Linked DNA regions of Mus musculus: region 2 is linked to region 1. Evidence: chromatin loops called from intact Hi-C (ENCODE). Cell type or tissue: left cerebral cortex. All regions are shown on one strand.

Evidence for each region. A loop is a pair of places that touch in the nucleus more often than their neighbours do. Peaks named below come from ENCODE experiments on the same cell type or tissue, not always from the same donor. Only the 100,000 strongest peaks of a DNase experiment are listed, where the experiment ranks them.
Region 2: a loop joins it to region 1, with 5 times the contacts of the local background. A loop is called at or near these places in 28 of 42 quality-filtered maps.

The regions. Positions count from the first base shown.
Region 1 is chr5:135,790,756-135,798,755 of GRCm38, reverse strand. No RefSeq gene overlaps it. Among named protein-coding and RNA genes, the nearest start is that of Mdh2, 16 kb to the right of the region's middle. In left cerebral cortex, a CTCF peak has its summit at 4,056 (motif pointing left); DNase peaks (open chromatin) are centred at 4,037 and 4,981; H3K4me3 peaks cover 293 bases; H3K27ac peaks cover 1,046 bases.
Region 2 is chr5:135,850,921-135,858,920 of GRCm38, reverse strand. It overlaps Srrm3 (serine/arginine repetitive matrix 3), which reads right to left. Exons shown (of 15, transcript NM_021403.3): 4 at 6,610-6,738; 5 at 6,450-6,530; 6 at 6,000-6,029; 7 at 4,491-4,553; 8 at 4,323-4,358; 9 at 3,002-3,052; 10 at 2,372-2,476; 11 at 1,706-1,883. Among named protein-coding and RNA genes, the nearest start is that of Gm22450, 21 kb to the left of the region's middle. In left cerebral cortex, a CTCF peak has its summit at 3,560 (motif pointing right); DNase peaks (open chromatin) are centred at 3,569, 4,998 and 7,812; H3K27ac peaks cover 261 bases.

The DNA.
Region 1 (8,000 bases):
TCCTCCTGCTTGGATGCTCTCACCTGACCTCTCCTGAGATGCTCTGTGATTCCCCTATGTTAGGTTCAGTTCCCAGCACCTACGATTGGTTGCTTACAACCACTTGACTCTAGCTCTTGCAATTCTCCTGGACTCCGAGGGCCGCAGGAATGCACATGGTACACATACATACATGCATATATGTACACATACATATAAAATAACAAAAAACATGTTCAAAAAAAAAAAAGAATTTATTCTGAAGCCAAATGTGAGCCAACATGGCCGAGTAGCCCAGATCCTGGTTCCAAGGTGGTAACAGACTGAGGGGAGATTTTAGGGATGGAATAAAGAAAGTTAGAAATCAAGACACTTCCCGTATACATTGGTGGAGACATCAGGTCACAGACAGGAAGGAAAACTGAGCTGTGGGCCTTAGATGCTGTCTGAGGAACTGTTAGCTTTGAGTTGGTGGAAGCTAAGGGTCTGCTTGTACATTCCAAAGCTCATTCTTCCTTCCTTCTTCCTTCCTTCCTTCCTTCCTTCCTTCCTTCCTTCCTTTCTTCCTTTCTTCCTTTCTTCCTTTCTTCCTTTCTTCCTTCCTTCCTCCCTCTCTCTCTCTCTCTTTCTTTCCTTCTTCCTCCCTCCCTTCCTTCTTCCTTCCTTCCTTTCTTTCTCTCTTTTAAAAAGATTGTACTTATTATCATACCTAAGTACACTGTAGCTGTCTTTAGACTTGCCAGAAGAGGGCATCAGATCTCATTATGGGTGGTTGTGAGCCACCATGTGGTTGCTGGGATTTGAACTCAGGACCTTCAGAAGACCAGTCAGTGCTCTTAACCACTGAGCCATCTCACCAGCCCCCCAAAGTACTTTCCTAATGGGCTAAAAGATATTAGGTCATGTACAGAGGTGGGTAACGAAAGGGGCCAAAGCAAGCCCAAGATGAGCTGCCTCTAGAATTGGGAACCTTCTAAATTCTCTACACCGTTCGGGTTCTGTTCAGTTGTGTCTTTCTGGGGACTCTCATTTACAAATGCTGTTGCCCAGGGGTCACTTTGGGAAAGAAATATCATTAATTATACGATGTTGGCCTTGGGGTATATTAATTCCTTTCCTTATCACCACGACAAGAGCAGCTTAGGGGAGGAAGGGACGGCTGTGTCCCACAGTGTGAGCTTATCTGTCAGGGAAGGTGCAGCAGCAGCAGCAGGAGCATGAGGCAACTCCTCCCGAGGCATCCATAGTCAGGAAGCAGCGAGAGAGGGATGCTGGGGCTCTGCTTGCTTTCTTCCTTGCATCCCTTCCAGGACCTCAGACCGAGGGACGCTGCTGCCCACATTCAGGGTGGGTTTCCTCTCCTCAGTTAGACCTGTCTAGAAATGCCCTCATGGACACAGCCAGCAACCAAATTCCACCAAGTTGCCAATGGAAACTCACCATCATAGGCGATGGGAAAAACCACTTCCAAATCCCAGCACTTGGGATACAGAGGCAGGCTGATTTCTGAGTTCGAGGCCAGCCTGGTCTACAGAGTGAGTTCCAGGACAGCCAGGTCTATACAGAGAAACCCTGTCTCGAAAAACAAAACAACAACAACAAAAACCCACTTCAACAAAAATCCCACTTCCAAGTCCTGGATTTGAGCCCCCTTCAGGAATGGAAGTGTAGCTCAGTGAGGTGAACAGCTGTGTGGGTGCCCTGGAATGGGATATATAAGTTGCTCTCTGGATCCCCAAACTTGAGCTTGTATTTAGGAGGAGTGCCAGTCTATGGTGCTATTAAAATATTTAACTAGGGCTGGAGAGATGGCTCAGCAGTTAAGAGCACTGGATGCTCTTACTGAGGACGGAGGTTCGGTTCCCAGCACCAGTATGGCAGCTCACAACCATCTGTTACTTCAGTCCCAGGGGAATTAGTGCTCTCCTCTGACTGTGTGGGCATTGCACACTTATGGTGCACACACAGGCAAAGCACTCATACACATAAAATAAAAAAACAAAATCCTTTGAAGGATTCAGTATAGCTGGGTATGATGCTACACCTCAGCACCCAGCAGACTGAGCTAGAAGGATCATGGTTTCCAGGGTAGCCTGAGCTACATAGGGAGATCTTGCCTCAAAAATAAAACCAAGGAAGGAAGGAAGGCTGGGAGGTGGCTTAATGGTTAAGGACACTCTCACTGCTCTTGCAGAGGACTCGAGATCAGAGCCTTAGCACTCATGTCAGGATGCTCACAACCACCTGTAACTCTAGCTCCAGGGATCTGACCCCTTCTCCTGGACTTCACATATACCTGCACACACATGCAATTCCCCTCTCTACCCCCGCAACATATAATTAAAAATAAAATCTGGTTTTAGATGGTGTACTGGCTGGTTTAGTGTCAACTTGACACAAGCTGGAGTTATCACAGAGAAAGGATCCTCCCTTGAGGAAATGCCTCCATGAGACCCAGCTATAACACATTTTCTCAATTAGTGAGTGATCAAGTGGGGAGGGCCCAGCCCTATGTGGGTGGTGCCATCCCTAGGCTGGTAGTCCTGGGTTCTATAAGAAGGCAAGCTGAGCTAGCCAGGGGAAGCAAGCCAGCAAGCAGCACCCCTCCACGGCTTCTGTATCCACCCCTGCCTCCAAGGTTCCACCTGTGTGAGTTCCTATCCTGACTTCCTTTGGTGATGAACAGCAATGTGGAAGTGTAAGCTGAATAAACCCTTTCCTCCCCAACCTGCTTCTTGGTCATGATGTTTGTGCAGTATTAGAAACCCTGACTAGGACAGATGGGTACCGGATACTGGAAGCACTTGGGTACTGATCAGTGGACTTAGGGGTCCTCTTGGCGTGTTCAGCAGTTACCCATTTACTAAAGGGAATTTTGGGATGATCTACAGGCGATGGCCTCAGACAGAGCAACAACAGGTGACTTAAGTGGGCTACGGAAATGTCTCTTCCTCCCCAGTAGGTCAGCTATCCTGGGGTGACTATTTTCAAGAGGTTCTCCACTTCTGGCATCTGCTTCTGTCTGCCCTGCAGTGACCCCAGTTAGATGGCATAACAGAATGAAGAGGGTCAAGAGAGAATGTGATCTAGTCAACTGGCTAGGATCCCCTTGTGTTAGAGAAAAGGAGACAACAGTTCTCTCTCTCTCTCTCTCTCTCTCTCTCTCTCTCTCTCTCTCTCTCTCTCTCGGTCAGATTTGTCATTTTTATGTATATGTCTACCTGCACAGTCTTTTGTTTTGGTTTTTAAAATATTTATTTATTTGCTTTATGTACGAGTTCTCAGCTTTCAGACACACCAGAGGAGGGCATCGGATTCCATTACAGACGGTTGTGAGCCACCGTGTGGTTGCTGGGATTTGAACTCAGGACCTCTGGAAGAGCAACCAGTCATCTTAACCACTGAGCCATCTCTGAGTCCCCTACCTGTGCAGATTTATGTGCAGCACCTGAGTGCAGGAGTCCCCAGAGCCTGGAAGAGGCCGTTGGATCCTCTGGAACAGTCCACACCTGAGTGCTAGAAACTGGACTCAGGTCCTCCGGAAGAGCAATAAGCCTCTTACTGGGAGCTAACAATAGCCTTTTAAAGTAGGTTCAGGCGATCTATCCTGAGCCCAGAATACAGGCCCCAGGCCAGGTCTCTGGCCTCAGATGTCTGCAGAAACTGCAGGGCAGACCTGGGCCTGTCCCCACTCCTGTCCCCTAGGTAGCTTTCTTCTACACTGGGTTTGAATATCAGCCTCCTTTCTCCTTGGATATCAGCATTGTCCTTGTCCAGTGTCCAGAGCGTTGGAGGCAGGAAAAGCCCATAGACAGTCTGGCCACTCCCTCAAACCTACAGAGACTCAGAGCTTTGCTTTCCGACCTAGGGGCGTCTTTCCTTGGCCCTCCCTTTATTGTTTGCTCTTACTCTGGCGGCTGGCGACTGTCCCCTCCCTTCTGCCTGGATGAGACAAGACCAGACAGCACGGCTAGCCTGATTTGGCTCTGGAATGCTAATCTCACTCCCGAGTGACCTAGTCTGCCTGGAAACTATGCACAGCATCGGCCTCTCGCCCCCTCTTCTGGCCACAGAGGGAACTGCAGAGTCTGGGCCCGGAAGCCTGGACACCACAGCGAACTCACGAAAACTCACTAAATTGCTCTCCTTTTCATTTTCCAATGCGACCGTGGTTCCTTCCCCTGACCCCAGCAATCTTCTACAATCCATTTGTTCTCATTCGGGTCCCCCACTGCCTCGAAGCTGCTAAGGACTGCCTCTCATAATGGCTTGCATAATGAGCACATTAACACTCCAATCACCACCCTCGCCTTGCTTTGCTAGTCAGGAAACAGGAGGTGGTCAGGGAGGGAGTTAACTGGATGGACATTCTACAAGAACAGTACTAGCTTTTAGCTGCTAAGTCATCCCTCCAGCTCTTCCTGGTCTTCCACTGACCCCAGAGCTCCCTGATTGGCTAGCCTGGCTGGCCAGCAAGTGCCAGGAATCCTCCTGTCTCCGTTCTACCTCCAATTTCCTCAGTGCTGTGGTTACATGTGCATAATGCCACACCTGGCTTTTTCTGTGTGCTCTTCGTCTGTGTTTAAGTACTAGGTATTTCCCCCACTGAGCATCTCCCCAGTGGCGCTGAGAGGGAGTGGAAATGGGGCTGAGAAGTGAGTTGGCCCTTCCCAAGCTGCTTACAGCCACCCCGTTGACTCTCAGGCTCTCTGTTGTGTTCTTGCATCGTGGAGTGCCGGCCTTTGGCTAGGAGTCTCTTGGCACTTTCCCGGAATGTAGTCTAGAGCCCACTTCGCATGCAAAGAGGATCTTTCTCATTGGACTGAAGCAGCTTCAGTCTGTGGCCTAACACCAAATTGTGAAGTTATTTAAAACATCGAGTCATCTCCCTCTTTTGTTAGATTTATATTTGTGTGCACGTGTGTTCAGGTGTGTTTGTCTGTGTGTGCACTTGTGTGTGGAGGTCAGAGGTCAACTTCAGGTGTTCCTCAGAACATCCAGTCTGTCCATCTTGGTTTTGAGACAGTCTGTCTCATGGGCCTGCCACTCAGTGATGTGACCAGGTTGCCTGGCCAGTGAGTCCTGGGGGTTCAAACTCACGGCCTTGTGCTTATGAAGAACATGTCCTCTACCAGGGAACTGTCGACCTTATGCAATGTTTTCCTTACTAGATTGTGGGACTTTTGATGAGGAACCTTGTAGCTGGCAAGGCCTTAATCTCAGGCTCAGAAGTTTGGACACACTTGCTCCTTCGCTGCCTGAAATGCTAGCCCAGCACTCTCCTGTGTGAGCAGGCTGCCAAGGAAGACTGGAGATCCCTGCTCTGCCTAGACATCTGGGGGTGTCTTTTCTGGAGCCTTGGGGTCCCAGCCCTTCACCTTCATTTCTCCTGCTAGTTCTGAGACCAGAGCTGTCAGGCGAGACCTGACAGGCAGGAGCCAACACCAATGTGGCAGTGGGACCTGAGATCCCAGCGCTCAGAAGGATTTTTCACCTTAAGCGGGATTTTGTATTACCTTAAACATAGTGAGACTGTCAAAAAAGCATGTAGCCAGAGGACATAAAGGTCATTGCTTTCCTACTTTCACTCTTGCCATGGAGTTTTTGCTGGGTGGTATGTGTTTATGTGGTGATGCTTCGTGGCTGGTTTCTTTTCTCTTCCTCTTTAGGTTGAGACAATGTTTCTATATGTAGCCCTGGTTGTCCTGGAACTATGTAGACCAGGCTGGCCTCCAGCTCAGAGATCTGCCTGCCTCTGACTCCTGGTGCTGGAATTAAACACCTCGCTTTGCTACAATTTGTTTCTAATACCAATTTTTTTAAAGGAAGATTATTTTATGTATGTGAGTACACCTTAGCTATACAGATGTTTGTGAGCCTTCATGTGGTTTTTAGGGATTGAATTTTTAGGACCTCAGCTCACTCTGGTCAATACCGCTCGTTCAGTCCCTGCTTGCTCCAGCCCAAGCTTCATTTATTATTATACATAAGTACACTGTAGCTGTCTTCAGACACACCAGAAGAGTGTGTCAGATCTCATTACGGGTGGTTGTGAGCCACCATGTGGTTGCTGGGATTTGAACTCAGGACCTTCGGAAGAGCAGTCATCTTACCAGCCCCCTCTAATACCAATTCTAACTGTGCATAAGTTCACTAAGTTATATGGACTTTGGGTCTACATTTTTGGGTGTGTGATACTTTTATTTACTTAAAGGATTTTTTAATAATAAAGTCTATACAAAAAAAAAAAAAAAAAGGACTAACCAGGATTGGGCAGATGGTCCAGTCAAGTAGAGCGCTGACTAGTCATGCAAGAATGAGAACCTGCGTTTGCTCTCCAGCATCAGTTGTTCCCCCTCTCCCCACTTCCCTCTCGCACCAGGCCTTTAATTTTCTCATTACACATGGTTGTGAGCCACCATGTGGTTGCTGGGATTTGAACTCATGACCTACGTAAGAGCAGTCAGTGCTCTTAACCCCTGAGTCATCTCAACAGCCCAACAGCCCTCCAGTACCAATCTTAAAAAAAAGAAAGAAATAGGGCCTGGAGCTATCCCAGCCTATGCCAGCACCCATGGGGCAGCCCTGAAATATGAGCAGTGACCATCCACAACCAAGAGATCACTAGACCTTAGCTCCAGCCTGTCAGGTGAAAGGAAGGTTGCAGAATTGAGGCACAAAGGAGGTGGTTCTGTTTCTCCCCTCCTGGAGCAGACTGCACTATGTAAGCCAGGCTGACCATGAACTTGCTCCTCAGACCTTTTATTTTTGGTGGCACTAGGAATTGATCCAGTCTGTTCTCTGCTGCTGTGACAAGCACCATGGCCAAAAACACTTCAGGGAAGAAGGGCTTATGTGGCTTAAACTTCCAGGTCTCAGGCTATCATTTGAGGGAGCTCAAGGCAGGAACCTGATAGCAGGCCTGCTTGCCATTCCACATATTACCTCAGACCAAGGAACTCACTTCACTGCCAAACAAGGGCAGAAAGCTTACACTCAGCCAAATTTCTAAAAGATTATTTTGTTCTGTTGAGACAGGGTCTCACTCTGTAGTGGAACTATGAAGACCACGTTAGCCTGGAGCTCATAGAGATCTGTCTGCCACACCTCCTGAGTGCTGGGACTAAAGGTGTGCCACCATACCCAACTACTATCTTCAGTGTTTGTGTGGCTATTTGTACCTGCACCTTTGCTCACAGAAGCCAGAGGCATTGTAGGTCCCCCTGGAGTTGGAGTTACAGGCAGCTGTCAACTGTCTGGTATGAGTGCTGGTGACTAAACTAGGTTCTAGAATAGTATAGGCCTTTAACCAGCTCCCTCTAGCCCCAGTGAGCTTTCCTTCATTGTAGGACCACCTGTCCAGGGAATGCTGCTGCCCACAGTGGGCAGGGCCTCCCAACAAAATTAACAATTAAGGCAATGCCATATAGACTTGCCTGCAGGCACATTTAATCTGGGTAACTTAGAGGGAGGTGTTGATATCCAAATTGGTTCTTGATTGTAACAATAAAGGAGGCAGAAGTCAATTGCTGGGTGAAGGGAAAAAGGTGGGACTTTTGGGTCCCAGGAGGAGGAGAAGGGACAGGGAGGATGAAACAACCATGTAAGATCTTGGGGGGCTGGAAATGGCAGTCTCTGCCCTGGCGGTTGGCTAGAATAGGTTAGCTGACAAGAATCAACTATCTAGCTAGTTTTAAAATATTTACTGTCTAGTGTTTTCCATCTGCAGAGCATAGTGGGCAGGAGGAGAAGGGACAGCAGGGAGAACAGCAGCCCAGGGTCAAATGAGCTAGTGCTTTTTAAAATTACACAAAACAGGGCAATCCCTCAATTGGAAAACTCCCCTTTCATGTGACTCTAGGCTGTGTCAAATTGATGGTTAAAAGCATGACAGATCTTAAGAGACATGCTAGGAAGCACTCTATTCCAGCCATGCCACTAATCATAGGTTACTGCTCTATAGCTGGGCTCTACCCTGCTGCTCTAATGTTCTGAGACAGTCTCCCTCCCTCAGCGGCCTG
Region 2 (8,000 bases), 60 kb before region 1:
TGAACAATGTTCTTGGAAAACTCCTGTGGCCATGTGAAACTGTGTTTTGGGCAGAAGATACAAAGTACTGCCTAGACCAAATGCTGACTCAAGCCATTTGACAAAAGCCTTCTAGGTACTGTTGTCATTTTGTCAGACCTGCAGGAGTCTGGTTACTGTAGCCATTTTGTTTACACATGTACAGGACCCTTGCAAGGGGTCACAGGCAGGGAAGTTGCTCAGAGTTCCAAGACCCCACAAAAGGGGTCAGAAATAGGATGAGACTTGGTTTGAAGCCAAACCAAACCAAAACTGTGTTTTGGGCTATCTCAGGAGGCCATACATGGGAGACTGTGCTCGGTCTTTTGTGCTTTGGAAGTTTGGGGGTGGCCATGCTACTTTGCAGGTTACCTCATCAGTTCCAGCCCCTGCTGGGCTGCTTTAAGATACCCCTTTGTTCCCTCTCCCATACCCAAGACAGATCCAAGAGACATCGCTGTCTTCACAACTGCTGGCCTAACCACAGCCTCAGGAGCTAGGCCAAGAACCTGGCATCCTTTCCAGGTAGGACAGCCTAGAGGCAGGTTCATCTGTAGACATCCTGAGAACAAAAGCTTTGTGCCTGTTTCCTTTCCACCTTCCTCTCCGACACCACAGGAGGAAGAGTATTTCAGAAAAGGGAGGGAGTGAAAGAAAACAACCAAAACCAAAAAATCAAAATGAAACTGACATGTAGAGGTTTGTGTTGGCTGCAGAGACCTGAAGTGTGGGGAGGACAGCTTGGAGCGTGGCTGAGACATCGTGGGTAATGCATGGCTGCTGTGGAAGGGACCCTGCTATCCTATCCCAAGTTCCTGAGCACACCCAGAGGCCCTGTCAGCATTGCAGCACCTTCTCCCTGCGAGGCCTCAGCCTCATGCTCTGATGGACAGACAGATGAGGTCTATAGACCCTGTGGGGAGAAAAAGGTCTAGTGTTTTTTGTTTGGGCTCCTACGGTCATGTGATCACATCACATGCTTGCAGATCTAGAGGTGATTGTGTCCCTCCCGACGATGGGTGGGCACAGTTTGTGGAGCAGATAGTAATGGTAGGGGTGTTATAGTTGTCTCTGTACTATCAGCCTGGGAGGAGAGGCTCACAGGTTGAAGACACTGGTTCAAGGTGGGCAATGCTGGGGCCAAGTACTAAAGAAGCTCATTGCAGGGTCCCGAGAGAAGTGAAGGGTTAATGGAAGGGGCTAAGAAGAGGGAAGAACTCAGTGAAGGGGTAAGGGCTTGGGTGTCACATGACACCCGCTGCAGTTTGAGTCATTTCTCTCTAGTTCCTGAATGATGTGTTTATAGTCTGCGCCTGCTCCCTGAAGGCAAGAAACCTCTGTTCATTCCCCAGCAGCGTATCCCGACTACCTCTATGGTCAAGCCTTCTCTGACCTTCACTTTGCCAAGTCGAAAGTAGCCCAGGCCTACAGGTGCCCACGCACCCCCAAATCCTCACCAGACCACCAGGCCCAGGTGAGAACAACAGCCAACCGACATCCAACTGAGCAAGGCACCCGACTCTCCTTGTAGAGCACAGGTCAGAGGGATGGGAACAGGGAGAGCATCTGTCGGGTCACCTGGAGACCCATCACGGCCCCGCCCCTTCTGCTACCCTGCCCCAGCCCGCACGGCGCAGTCAGCAGGCAAACAGCATGACAAACCCTCCACAAAGCCAAGCTTACGTACATCGGGCGGGCTGTGCGCCGAGCCGGGGCGACCCCCGTGCGCTCCGCTTCGCTGCCTGCTGCCTCCGTTCTGCTGGGGCGACCCCCATCCGCTGCCGCCCGATGGGGATGGCGACCGGCTCCCGCTGGATCGCTGGCTGCCTGTCTTCCGCCCGTCATCTCGATGCTTGGGGCTCAGTCTGGGGGAGCAGAGGGATCGGGGGAGCCGGCGTGGGACGCCCCCTCTGCAACTGACCTGGTTTCCAGCTGCACTACCTTGAGTTCCTATTTAAGTTCTTCCTCCAGATGGACACCAATTTGCTCTGTCTGATGAACTTTGGTTCTGAGGACTGCTCCCGCATCCCAACCCATAGGGACACAACAATTCCCTCCATCCCACGACGATGTCTGTCTGTCTATCTATCTATCTATCTATCTATCTATCTATCTGTAATTTTTTGAAGATGATCGCATGTAATCCAGGCTGACCTTCAAACTCCACATCTAGTCTCGAATGACCTTGAACTTCTGATCCTCCTACCTCCATTTCTGAAGTGCTGGCATTGCAGGCATGCACTACCACGGTTGTTCTGGGGGTCAAACCCAGAGCTTCGTGCACACCAGGCAAGCACTGTAGCAGCCTGCCCCGATGCATCCCCTTTGAGCGCAGCCCCAGGGTTCAGCCTACCTGCTGGGTGATCCAGAATCACTGTAGTGTGAGGACATTGAGGGGCTGTGGGAGCTGGCGCTGCTGTGGTGGTGGAACCTTCGGCCTGGAGACTCAGTGTGAGGCCTGGGGTGGGCAAGAGGAGTCGGCCTGATGGAAGTGCTATTTGCCTTGACCGTGGTGTAGCCTGGCCTGACCACAGGGACTTGGGGTAGGTAACTCAGAAAGGTCACTGGGGGATCAGCCCCACCCCCAGCACGGCCTGAATGGGTCTGGGTATAAGGTCTCCAAATCATTCCTGAGAGTTAGGGAAAAGCACTTCTCCTGGGACAGCCCCAACTTCCAAAGACCATCTCATCTCTCACCTGGTCTTGGAATGAAGGTGTGTGGCTGAAAGGATCAAGGGACAGAAAGAATACATGGGTGGCAAGGGACCTAGGCTCCAACAATCTTAAGTGGCCACTGGCTCACAGGGCTTCCTCTGTGCAAGTTAAGTGAATCTTAACTTTTCCGTCTGGCACAACTAGAGAGCTACCCTTTGAGTAGTACCCTTTGCCCTTGGAGGTACGATTCGAGGTGCGTTTAAGAGGTTGGTTTGGGGTGCTAAAAGGCCAGGTTTTCTGGGGATGGGGGAGCAGAGGGTGTGTTTACCTCTTTCGCTCTTTGTTTTTTTCTTTTCGTTTGCTCTTGAGGCTTCTCGATCTGCAGGGAGCAAAGACTGAGTCTGAGAAGAGCGGGCCAGAGAGTGACTGTGTAGAGCGCGCACTGGAGCCCAGCTGAACTCAGGTACAGAAGCTTGGAAGTTCCAGTTGCTCTTCTCTTAGGTCGGAACTTTCCTGGCTGACAGGGATCTGCCCATAGGGTACAGCCAGGCTTCATGAAAAGGGGTGTGTATGCATGTGGTGCTGGCGGGCACACTTAAGCGGGAGCACTACCACAGAGCCATGCTCTGTCTGTCACATTCTGCTTTCTGTTTCCCGTTTAATCTCATTCCATCTCCCGTCCCCTCTCTGATGCCACCAAATCCTTTTAAATCCCAAACACATATAACAAGCACAGAAATGTACTTCTTACAAGAGAGAAAGGAATAGGAAAGGACCTGGGAGTGGGAAGTCTTCTGCTTGCTTTGAGCCTCAGAATCTCCCGGGTGTGGATGTAGCAGTACTAGCTCACTTACAGGTCCAGTCCTAGTCAGAGGGGCTGAACATAGCATGTGGCCACTAGGGGGCAGCAGAGGCCCATGCTACCCATCCACTCTGGGAGGGAGGGGATGGGCAGAAACGGGGTGGGGGAGGTTCTGGGGGTGGCGATTGGGAAAATAAAAAGGGTAGGGTGGGGGGAACTGTATAGGCTTTTCTACCAACACGTACAAATGGCCTTTTGTAAATCCCACCAATGGAAGGGCCAGGAGACTACACCTGCTCAGGGTTGTGGAGAGGGAGTCTGGCTTCCAGAGTAAGGGTGCAATTGGCCTATACCTTTTGATCCCTGATACTGAGCTTTCTACTAGCTTATGCCTGGGTCCCCCATCCCTACCCACCCCCACCCCCGCCTTCCCTCGGTCATCCCTAAAGCTCAGGCTTGTAGAGAGCTAGCAACCGATATGCCAAAACTCCAGCTGTGGTCAGAGCCTCAGCACCCCATCTTCTATCTCTGAGCCAACCCAGTTCACAGAGATGCTCTGGCCTGGCATGCCCCCCGCCCCGTTCCATGCAATTTGGGTTCCTGATGCTTCTGCTTTTAAGAGGGTACCTCCTGACACACCCACTGGACACAGGAGTTGCAATTCTTCCTGGACTTTCTTGGGGCTGAATTGGGGCGGGCAAAGGCTAAAAGCAGTTCTTGGGCCTACCTGACCTTTCAGCCTCACTTGCATCAGTGAAAGAGGGGCCCCTCTCACTACTGTGGCTTTGGTCCCTGAAGGAGACCGGCTGCCTCTGTCTGCCTGCCTGTTCAGGAAAGCACAGCTCACCTGTATCGTCTCTTCCTCCGGGACCCAGAATCAGACCTGTAGGGTGATAAGTCCTCCTGAGTCTATAGGAATGGCTGCTGAGGACCCCAGCCCAGGGAATGGCCAGCCCAGGTCCTGAGCCCAGGGAACGAGGTGGGCAGCTGGGGGTGGGGATTGGGGGCAAAGTACCGATCTCGACGGTGTTTCTTCACATTCTTCTTCTTCTTGCGCAGGGGGGAAGCACTCCCACAGCTGTGGAGACGGGTGGGCACCAGTGAGCTTGGGGTGGAGGGGAGAGGATGTGTGTGGCTGATGGGGTTCCCGGTCTGGAAGCTGGGAAGGGGCCCCAAGCTGTGAATCCCAGAGCCCCTTGGATAGAATGACCTGGAGCTTATGGGTCAGACTGGCAAGACCCCTAAAGTTGCTGCTACTGCCTGCCTCTTTTGCCTTCGTGTGTGTGTGCACACAGATACATGTAGAGCCCAGAGGTCAGCCTCGGACATCACTTATGAGCCCCCCCCCAATATATTTATGTATTGTGTGTGTTTATGTGCACGTGGCAGGGGACATACACGAAGAGCAGAGAAAACAAAACAGCCTTTGCAAAGTTCTCTTCTGCCACTGTGGAGGCCACGGGACTGATGGTTGCTGAGTCTTCTCGCCAGCCTTGTGTTTTCTGAGTCATGGTCTTTCACTGGCTCTGGGACTTGCCAACTTAGCTTGGCTCGCCGGCTCCTGAGCCCTGGGAATCCATCTATCTCTGCCTCCTCAGTGCTGGGATTAGAAACCTCTGTGTGTGTGTGTGTGTGTTGTGTATTGTGTATGTGTTGATGTGTGTGTGAGTCTGGTATGTGTGATGTATATGTGTGTGTTGTGTGTGTGTGTGTGAGTCTGGTATGTGTGTGTCTAGTGTGTGTGTGTGTCTGGTGTGTGTGTGCCTGGTGTGTGTGATGATGATGATGATGTGTGTGTGTGTGCCTGGTGTGAGTGTCTGGTGTGTGTGTGTCTGGTCTGTGTGTGCCTGGTGTGTGTGATGATGATGATGTGTATGTGTGTGTGCCTGGTGTGAGTGTCTGGTGTGTGTGTGTGTCCCTGGTGTGTGTGTGTCTGGTGTGTGTGTGTGTGATGTGCCTGGTGTGTGTGTGTGAGATGTGTGTGTCCCTGGTGTGTGTGTGTGATGTGCCTGGTGTGTGTGTGTGTGTGTGTGTGTGTGTGTGTGTGTGTGTGATTCTAGGAGTCCCACTCGGATGTTCATGCTTTCAATGCAGACACTCTCCTGTCTGAGCTATCTCCTCAGAACCTTTGTGTTGTTTGCTTAGTTATTTTTGTTTGTTTTGGAGATCGGTCTTGCTGTGTAGCCCAGGCTAGCCTTGCGCTCATGCTCTTCCTACCTTGGCCTCCTGAGTGGTGGGATCACAAGAGTGTGCACCCTGTCATGAGGGGAAGGGGAAACACTTTTGTTGGGGGAGGGAGTCTGGTTTTCTTACAATGCTGAAATTAAAACCCAGTGCCTTGCACTAGGCAAACTCCCTGGCTCTGAGCTATCCCCAGTCCTGGGATCTCTGTCTGGGCTGGGTGTGAGAGTCCAGTGTCCAGCCATGAAGGGTCAGACCTCCTGTCTCTGGAAGGTGGCCTTGGGTTCTTCCCACCCACAGGTGTCGCTCCCCCCACCCCCTTCCTGTCCCCTTCATCACTGACCTGCATTCTGACTCTAGTCTCCTCTTTTTGCTGAGGGTGGATGCCAGAGAGAAAGGACAGACAGATGTTTCCAGTTAGCTAGTGGCCCCAGTTTGTACCTCAGGATGCGATGGGGGCAGAGGGGACATAGAGATGGGGGAGTTGTAGTTGAGGTCCAGTAATGACCCCCTTCCCAGGGACACACACACTTGGTTGGGATGGTGTTTAAGTGAGTCCTGGGAGGATGGTACAACCCAGTGGGGATGGGACTTAAAGTGGGGCGGAGCCTAGGGAATGGGCGGGGCCAAGGGGAGGGGCTAAGCTGCAGTGTAAGCATTCAAGAAAGGGAGAGGGGCAGGTTTAAGTTTGCAGATTCCAAGTGTAGCATCCGTGTCCCGTGTCCCGTGTGGGTCCAAGATGGGAACCTCAAGGCCCTCCCCACCTCGCTCTAGGGCCATGCGCCACTCTCACCGGCTCCTCCGATGACTGCCTTTCTTTTTCTTCTTCTTCTTGGGAGGGGGCGATGCAGAGCTGCTGGACCAGTGCTTGGTCCTGAGCGAGAAGGGGCGGCAGCGGGAGGTGAGGGGGGCGGCCCCGTATTGCCCTCCCCTCCGCCGCGGCGGCCGCTCACCTGTACCCCCGGTGCCCGCGGTAGCAGGAGACCGGGCAGTCGCAATCCACCGGGCCGTCGTCCTCATCGAAGGGTGGGTACTCCAGGCCCGGCTCCAAGCCCTCCATTCGTCGCGGGGTCTCTGCCACGCTAAGGAGAGACAGAGACACTGCCCGTCCGCCTCTAAGAGTGGCCTTCTCGCTGCTGCAGCCTGGCCTGATGCCCTCTGGGCTATTTGTGGCTGGGAAGAGGGGACTATGCTTGTAGACCAGGGGGCTTGCCGTCCCCAGGCCTGGGGGATCTGATGAAGATCTGAGTAACCCAAACTCAGGGACAGTGGTTTGCAAAAGAGAAATGCCAAGTCAGGTGGAGCAGGTCTGTTAGCTCAACTACTGGGAATGCTGAGGCAGGAGGTTTTCAAGTTCAAGGTCTGTCTGATCAACCTAAATAAGAATGAATGGATGGATGGATGGATGGAGGTCTGGGGATGTAGGTTCGATGTAGAGCACTTGTGTAGAATTACCCAGGGAAGGACTTGGGGTCCCCAGCTCAGCTGTATAGCACCCACCAATAGGAAAACCCTGGGTTCCACTCCCAGTAGCGCGCGCGCGCGCGCGCGCGCGCACACACACACACACACACACACACACACACACACACGAATGCAGAGTCGGCAAAGGGCTCACCTAGCCTATCTGCAACACCTAAGCTGGGTGTGGTAGGGTACACCTCAGGAGTTCAGGGCCACCCTTTGATACTTAGGGAGGTTGAGGCCAGCTGGGTTACCTGAGAATCTGCCTCAAACATCAATAAAACAATTAGGTCCATCCTAAGGATTAAGCTCTTCCTTACCCTTGGACAAGTCTTCTCTCAGCGACTGTTAGCCTGTCGTCTTATCCTGGTGTCCCTTCTGGCCTCCCTTTTCCTATTCTTTCAAAGGACCCCTCCCCCACCGCCGACATCTGCCTTTCCAGATCCCTGGGCACCCCCCCACCTCCCGCCAGCCTTTGTGCCTCCCCTCCCTCCTCTTTTCCTTCAGCCCTGGCCTCAGCCTCTGAAATATTCATAGCCTCTCCTCACCCTCCCTCCCCTCCGCAGCCTCCAGAGGCCTTCTGCACTTCCAAGCTCCAGCTGCCGGCTGTCTTCATCAATCACGGCCAGCGCTGGAGGGTGTGTGCACTCACGGCTCAGCTCTCTGCCATCCCCAGCTCTCTACCACTCCCCACCCGTCTCCGTCTCCGAATCTCAGAACTCCACTCCACCCAGCAGGAGCCAGCCGTCTGCCGGCCGGCCTCCCCACCCGCAGGCATCCTCTGCTGCAGATGCCTGGTTTGCAATGTGCTATCTGGGCATTCCACTCCTCTCAGGGACTCACAGGAGTCTTTATCATGATGGCTCTGTCCCTAAGCCAC